Regions from separate parts of the Mus musculus genome. Here regions 2 and 3 are each linked to region 1. The links are chromatin loops, found by intact Hi-C in ENCODE. Cell type or tissue: heart. All regions are shown on one strand.

Region 1 (2,500 bases):
AACTCAGAGGCTCATGAATGCTAACAGAGCATCCTTCCAACTCGGCCACATCCTCGGCCTCAATAAGGGAGACCAAAGAACTCAGGGTGAAAAGCACTTGCCACCAAGACCGATGACCTGGGCCATCAGAGTGGAGGAAGAAGACCCATTCCTTTACATTGTCCTGACTGCCAACACGCTAGCTGTGCATCTCCCTAGGTTTTAACAATTTTTTTTAAAGTAAAGATTTATTTAGCACATGGCTTTGCAGAGTGGGATTCCCAATCCCTACTAAGGCCTTCTTCCCGCTTCTCAACATAGCAGAGGTGTCACTTGGCTGGAACACGGAGCTACAAGGCCTACATCGTTCCAGGCTCTGTTATGTCCAGCTGTAGCACGGAGAGTGTTTTACAGGAAGACAGTGAGCGTTTTAACTCCATGAGAGCTGTTCGCAGGATAACACCCACCCACCCTTGCAAGGCTCTGGGGACTTCGCAGAGACGGGTGGCAGAACAGGAAGGGTTGGAGTCATGGAGTACCAAGGTATAACAGTGACCACTGGAAGCGGCAGCACCTCTGTCTTCTGGAACCCACAGCAGCTCTGGTCTCCGGCACAAGGCTAAGCCAACGAGCATTCTAACATGGAGTGGAGAGTCTTATGAGTCCCCACCCTAAATGAGACGCTATCGATGGCCAATGGCTTCTGGGAAGGCAGACTATTCTTCTTTAGGTGGGTGTCCCCTGGACGGTCAAGCACACTCCTGTGGATGGCCCCGAACCCATGAGTATATGGGTAGCACACATGGACTTGGTGGGATATTTGTAAAAAGGATGCAAAGTTGGGAGAGGCCGGGGGAGGTGGGATGCAGACTCAGGAGGAGCTGGGGGAGGGGCGGAAAAGCAATATGATCAGAATGGACTGCATAAGATCTTCAAGGAGCTGATAAACATATTATAGTGTTCAGAGGTCTGTCCAGAATAAAGGAATGTATGGGGAGGATGAGCAGCACTGGGTACTGACATTTCACCACAGTCCCTCCCTCCCTCCCTTGTTCATTCATTCATTCATTCATTCATTCATTCATTCAACAAACACTTCTCCAGCTGTTGTAGGGCTCAGGTACAGCCTAAGATGCTTTCTTGATAGGGCAGAGAGTGGATTGATTCACAGTCACCGCGGTAGCTGACAGCTTCACTCACTTCTCTGAGGATGTTGACGGTAAATGATAACTGAGAGTTACAAAGTACAGGCAGCTTAAAAATGATTTGACTGTCGAATACGGGGCCTCTACCAAACTCCTCTCCTGGCAACAGCACGGATTTCTAGCAGTAAGATGCCTCGTCGATAAAACCGACACACGGGTGAGAGTTCAAGATCTCAACAGGAGCTGCTGAGAATCGAGTAGGGCTATACAAGCATCTCCCACCCCTAAACTCTAGGCAAGACCCTCCCAGTGACTAAACTACTTAATGTAAGGCCTGAAAAAAAATCACACTGAAAAACACTTTCCTTTTCCTCCTGCAACACACAACACAGGGAATCACATTAAATGTTATCAAAGTTCCTGCTGCCCTCTACTGGTCTAAGTCTAGAAGTGGCATTCACAGTAAGAATGTTAGCGAACGCTGCCCAAACAATAATTACAAACTGACACCACTCATTTCGAGCTTGGGGAGACAGTGGAGTATGAAGGACAGGAGAGTAAGTAACTCGTTCAATTTCCCAAAACCTCACCTCAGTAGCCACATCTAGGGAGTGAAAGTTAAGGTGACTCTTTCGGGACTGGAGAGGTGGCACAGATGTTAACAGCACTTACTGCTCTTGCAGAGAACCTGAGTTCAATTCCCACACAGAGAGGTTCACACCTACCTATCAAACCTGAGGGTGTGGGTTCACAGCCACCTATCAAACCTGAAGATGCGATGCCCTCCTCTGACCTCCACAGGCACCAGGCACACATGTGGCAAACAGATACATGAAAGCAAAACATTCATCCAATAAAAATGAAGATAAAAGGTTCTAAATGTCTCTACTCCTGACTCTCTTGCAGGCTGAGAAAACAAGCATAAAGCCAAACAGAAGAGGTGCCCAGCAGAGTCTCTCACGAAAGCAGGAGTCTGACCTCGCTAACCTTCCTGAGTCTGTGAGGCCCAGCAAGATGTCTCACCTTAAAGCTAGCTTAGCCAGTGTGTGAATGAGTGAGGAGCACGGTGGTAACGCTCAGATTCTAACTCCAGTTCTTGCCATGCCTCCAATACCCAGGAGCAGCTGGTAATGGGGAATCTAAGAATTTCAAACATCTTAAGAGGCCATTTCAAACATCGCTGGTGGCTGCCATTAAACCTAAATATACACATTCATATCTCAGCGGTCAGTTCTCTCGATTATGTCTTCAAGCATACAGAAAACACACTCAGGCTCGTGCTGCAAGCATGTCCGAGAGTTAGCAACGATAGTCCAAAACGGAACATTAAAGGGAAGGCACTCAGTGGTCCCTTAGCAGGAGCACCTAATGAAAGA
Region 2 (2,500 bases), 120 kb before region 1:
TGAGCTTTGAACTTATTTGTTCTCTCATTGAAGTTATCTGTCTATCCACCACCTTTCCAACCCCTCCGGCTGATTTCTGAAGCCAACACTCTACCCTCTGCTCCTGTGAGTCTGACTTGTTTTCAACCTTCCACAGTGGAGATCACAATATTTGTCTTTCTGTTCATGGCTTATTCCACTGAACATGTACACGCACGCTCACCTGTGCTGTTACAAATGAGGGCCTGCACTCCTCTTCAAGGCCGGATGGTACTCTGTTGCCTGGTCCATCGCTTTTTCTTTACATGTGTTCCTCTGTTGAAGTCCCCACTGGTCCACTCCTTATTTCTCTAGTCTTACTAGTGACATTCTAGTCTTACTTGCAGAAGTAGCACAGAGTAAAGGACCAAGAGAAACATCGACACGATAGATGAGAGAGGGAAGACAGCTCTGTGACAGAATAATTAGTTTAGTTCTGGGTCCAGTAGTGAGATTGCTGGACCACTGTGGAAGGTCTATGTTTAAGTTCATTCTATCCTGTTTTTCCTAATGGAATGGGCTGAGTTCCATTCCCGACATCAGAACACACATTCCTAGGACATGTTGACAATGGAAGAGGTAGTAGGTCATCATCACTCGCTCTGACTTTACTAATAGAAGCACTCAAGGCTGAAAACGGAAAACAAGCAGTCACCACAGTGTTGGTATCTGGCCAACTGAGCAGGATCCATGAGCTGTGCTTTCTTTCCAAGTCAGCAATAAGATGAGGCACAGAGAAGAGATGACAGCAAAGACAAGAGGATGCTCGGTGTGGGGGGGGGGGCTGAGGGATGGTTCCCAATACACAATCAGCATCCAACTTCAGTCACCCTGGGATACACAGTGAGAGTCTGTAGGAAGGGAAGAGGCTGGGAGGAGGAGAGGGAGGAGATGGGGAGGGAAGGAGAGGAGGAACAGGGAGAGAAGGAGGAGAAGGAAGAGGAAGAGGAGAGGGAGATGGGGAGGGAAGGAGAGGAAGAAGAGGGAGAGAAGGAGAAGGAAGAGGAGGAGGAAAAGGAAGAGGAGGAGGAGGAGGAAACGGAAGAGGAGGAGGAAAAGGAAGAGGAGGAAGAGGAGGAGGAGGAGGAAAGGGACTTAGTTTTAGCATTTTTGTTATTTGTTGTGAACCCAAACATCCACAAGATGGCAGTCTAAGTCAAACTTAGGACTTTTAAACAGCTAGTATTGTTGCTAAAAATAGCACAGAGTAAAGAACCAAGAGAAATGGTTGAAAGAATAGTTTAAGGCCTTAAGTAACACGCAGAGACCAGGGTCTCCTCAGGCTTCCCTCCCATCTGCAGCCCCCGGTCCTACAACCTGTGACTTGTCCACTCTCTGGCTAGAGCACCCTGGTGACAAGTGTTCAGAGTAACCACAGAGCTTGAATTGCCGTCCACTGTGGACACTCTGACTTCCTCCTATAGCCAGTCCCTCCAATACTTTGTTTCCTCCTCCCTCCCTCTTTCCTGTGTAGCTCAGAGTTGCCTTGAAGTTGCAGTCTTCCAGCCTCGGCTTCTTGGTGGCTGCATGTTTAGCCCTCCAGCTAATTCTTGGAAATTGTTGGGTTCTCCAGTTTGGGTGTGGGGTGTGTGTGTGTGTGTGTGTGTGTGTGTGTGTGTCTGTGACTATTCCTCCAGAGAAGCATAAGAAATAGCATGTAAGCAAACCGAGAAACTAGTCCCCATTGAACCAGAGGCTAGACTGGACATCATGACTAAGGCTGGCTGAGCAGGTCTCAGCTCTGCAAGGCAGGTTGTCAAAGGAAAGGCAGCTGAAATATTTACAAGATGCAGACTGCAGGCAGTGCATGGGATCCTTCCGGGGAAACGTCTTTCCTGTTCTTGAGTCAGGTCTACCTAGATTATCTGTCCTAACAGTCAGGGGACTATAGATGTTGCAGGCCTCCACAGACCGACACAGTTTCCTTAGCCATTTCCCTTCCCTCTCTACTCCTGGGCTTCCTAAGACACAGCGCTCATTGCTCTAACGCGAGCCCCTGAAGCTGTGGTTGCCTGGGTCTCCCGATGCTCACCATCCGTTGTTCTCCAAGTGTTTCATGACGATTTAAACAACAGAGACTTTGAATTCTGTCTTCCCGGGGGCTGAGGATGAAGGAAGATCCGAGTAGGGGGAAGCCAGGAAGGACCCATACACCACCCTCAGCAACCATGCCACCGCTTCGGACTAGCCTGGTCTACCGCTTCGGACTAGCCTGGCATCGTGGTTTGACGTCTGTGTTTGAACACTTGACTTGGGTTTTGGCTGGTGTTTTGGAAGGTTATGGAACCTTTAGGAAGTGGGCTTCACCAGAGGAAGTGGGCCATTGGGGTCAGGCATTGAGGTTTATCTGGTCTGTCCCTCGTCCCTGTCTGCTCTCTGCTTCCTGTTCTGCTAAGACAAGCAATGAGGGGGAGCAGGCGCTCACTCCTACCACCACGGCTGCCTGCCCCTGTGGTTTTCCCTCCATTGTGAACTGGATCAC
Region 3 (2,500 bases), 330 kb before region 1:
CTTTTTTCAAGGCTCAGACTGTTTTCCACGCAGGTCGTATGGGTTGCAGAGCTAAGTCTGGATCTGAAAGCCGTGCTTCAGAGCTGATGATCTGCATACAGCACCTCTTACCCTGCTTGCCCCAGTGATGTTCAGAACACACTGAGACTGGGAAGCCAGCGACACAGGCAGAGCTCACTGCAGACCTGCAGCGGCCAGAGTGGAGACAAGACATCCTGGACGAGCAGGTGAGGCAGCTGTTGGAATTTTCCAGAATGTGCTAGAGAGAACCAACCTTCAAAAATACTGGTAACAAACTTTTAAAGCAGGCGAGGCTATACATTCCGAAGTGCTTTTACAAACTGTGACAGGGTCCTCAGAGAATTAACATGAGAACAACAAAGAAAGCCTGAAAAGAAATGAAACTCTTAAACAAGTGTGCATGCATGTGCACACACAAACAACTAGCCGGTGACTGACAGCATTTTTCTGCTACATTTTTACTAATACACATATATATGTATGTGTGTGTGTATATATGTATATGTATATGTATATGTATATGTATATGTATATGTATATGTATATGTATATGTATATGTATATGTATATGTATATGTATATGTATATGTATATGTATATGTATATGTATATGTATATGTGTATATATATATATATATATATATATATATATATATATATGAGCTTACTGCTTCTGAAGATCAGCAGAGAGAGACAGAGACATGGTAGATGATAGATAATAGATAGACTGACAGATAGATAGATGATAGATAGTGACATTTTCAAATATATTTGTGTATAGATAGTTGTTGGGGGCATACAATTTATATGAGTAATTTCTAATGTAATCACGGAAGAAATAACTGCCTGACTCCCATGGTGGAAGACTAAAGGCAAAGAAGGAAAGTAATATTCCTAATCAGCATGCATGATAATGCTGAACTCAGTGCTCGAACATTCTATTTTATAAGGCCATAGCACTTGATATGTTAAAGAATAGAATACTATAGAATATATGACTTAATAAATTATTGTTTTTAATCAGTATCAAAGATCAGTTGGGGGCTTCAAAGATGTCTCAGTGGTTAAGAGAGCTCACTGCTCTTGCAGAAAATTCAAGTTCAGTTCGTTCCAAACACCCACATCGGGCTGCTCACAAACACTCATAACTCTTTAATCTCAGTTTTAAATAAAGCTGCTGAAAGCAAGCAAACCAATACTCACCTTCTGAAAAGAAAAAAGTTTTTACCCCTAACTACCACTAGGTGGCACCACAGATGCAGCCCTGGCCAAAAACCTTTCAGGAGTTGGTCTTCAAGTTCCCTCTACCTTCCCCAGAGCTAAGAGATCCATACGCATCGACACAGGCATAGATTTTGTGTGGGATCCAGAACTCTCCAAGAGTTTAGTTCTAGTAAAAATATTTTTAAGAAAGCCAGAACGGTAAAATTAAAATTCGGACAACTCATTTTTTAGCCCCCCAAAGCCATGTCAGCTACATAGAGCTGTTTCTTCCGGGGTCTCTGTTTTACTTTCTGTCTTTCCACTTTCGAAGTTGTGCTGTTTAGATTTATCATTTCAGGTAAAATTCTTTTGAATGTTAAGTTACAATGACAGTTTTAAGACATCTGCCTTATCTGGGATGTTCACAAGCCCAAAACACAGACTTCGCTTTCAATACTCAAACTTGGCACTCTTTCCACAATCCCCTTCCAGACTTTCAAAACCCAGTCTCTCCCTCTGAAACCAACTCCTCACTATGTGTTTGCATCCAGGACTTTTACCTCAGTTATCCAGTCCCTTAAATTAAAAAGGATTTTTTTAAGCCTCATGAATATTGATTTGTGTGTTTGTTTTTGTCTTGTAACTGGAGTGAGTGTAGTCCACACTACAACCAGCCTCAAACTCTTCATGTAGCTGAGGACATAGTTGGGCAAAGCTACTCATCTCAAAGCAGGAAATGAAAAAGAAGAAGACCTGACCCCATTACCCCTTCAAAGAGAGCATAATCAGAAATCTCCACTCAACGGCAGTACCACCAACCAACGGTCCCACACTGGGGGCCGTGGCTGGCACAGGGGCGTTCAAGGGCTGTGATGGTTAATATCATCAACTTGGTTGGAGTTAGAATCACCATGGAAACAAATCTCTGCGCAGTCTGTGATGGATTATCTAGACAGGGTTAATTAGGGTTGGAGGAACCATCTAATGGGTGGGGCTCATGAACTCAACAAAAGAAGAAATTGCTGAGCGCCAGTGATCTCTCTCTGCTTCCGGACTGCCTGCGACAGGACCACCCGCCTCAAGCTCCTCCCACCATGAGTTTCCCACCATTGCAGCCCTGGAGCTAGAGTCGGAGACCCACTAGGGTGAAGTGGGCAGGATTCTATTACGGAACAGAAGACAGAGCTGAGAACAGACCAAACTGCGGTAGAGACCAACACTTGCAGGAGAGACACTCCACTGTCCAAAGAAGACCCGCCTGCTGATGGTTGGCGTT

Evidence for each region. Hi-C counts contacts between places; a loop is a spot of excess contacts. Peaks named below come from ENCODE experiments on the same cell type or tissue, not always from the same donor. Only the 100,000 strongest peaks of a DNase experiment are listed, where the experiment ranks them.
Region 2: it touches region 1 in a loop (3-fold over the local background); 23 of 42 quality-filtered maps call a loop at or near these places.
Region 3: a loop joins it to region 1, with 5 times the contacts of the local background. A loop is called at or near these places in 4 of 42 quality-filtered maps.

Annotation. Positions count from the first base shown.
Region 1 is chr6:136,860,238-136,862,737 of GRCm38, reverse strand. No RefSeq gene overlaps it. Among named protein-coding and RNA genes, the nearest start is that of Art4, 3.9 kb to the right of the region's middle. In heart, a CTCF peak has its summit at 1,550 (motif pointing left); no DNase peak of the experiment used is centred here; H3K27ac peaks cover 2,108 bases.
Region 2 is chr6:136,979,349-136,981,848 of GRCm38, reverse strand. Gm30055 (a long non-coding RNA gene) reads right to left here and starts at 1,035. Exons shown (of 3, transcript XR_378077.3): 1 at 203-1,035. In heart, a CTCF peak has its summit at 1,161 (motif pointing right); DNase peaks (open chromatin) are centred at 1,358 and 2,368; H3K4me3 peaks cover 222 bases; H3K27ac peaks cover 1,342 bases.
Region 3 is chr6:137,191,049-137,193,548 of GRCm38, reverse strand. No RefSeq gene overlaps it. Among named protein-coding and RNA genes, the nearest start is that of Rerg, 23 kb to the right of the region's middle. In heart, a CTCF peak has its summit at 1,263 (motif pointing right); no DNase peak of the experiment used is centred here.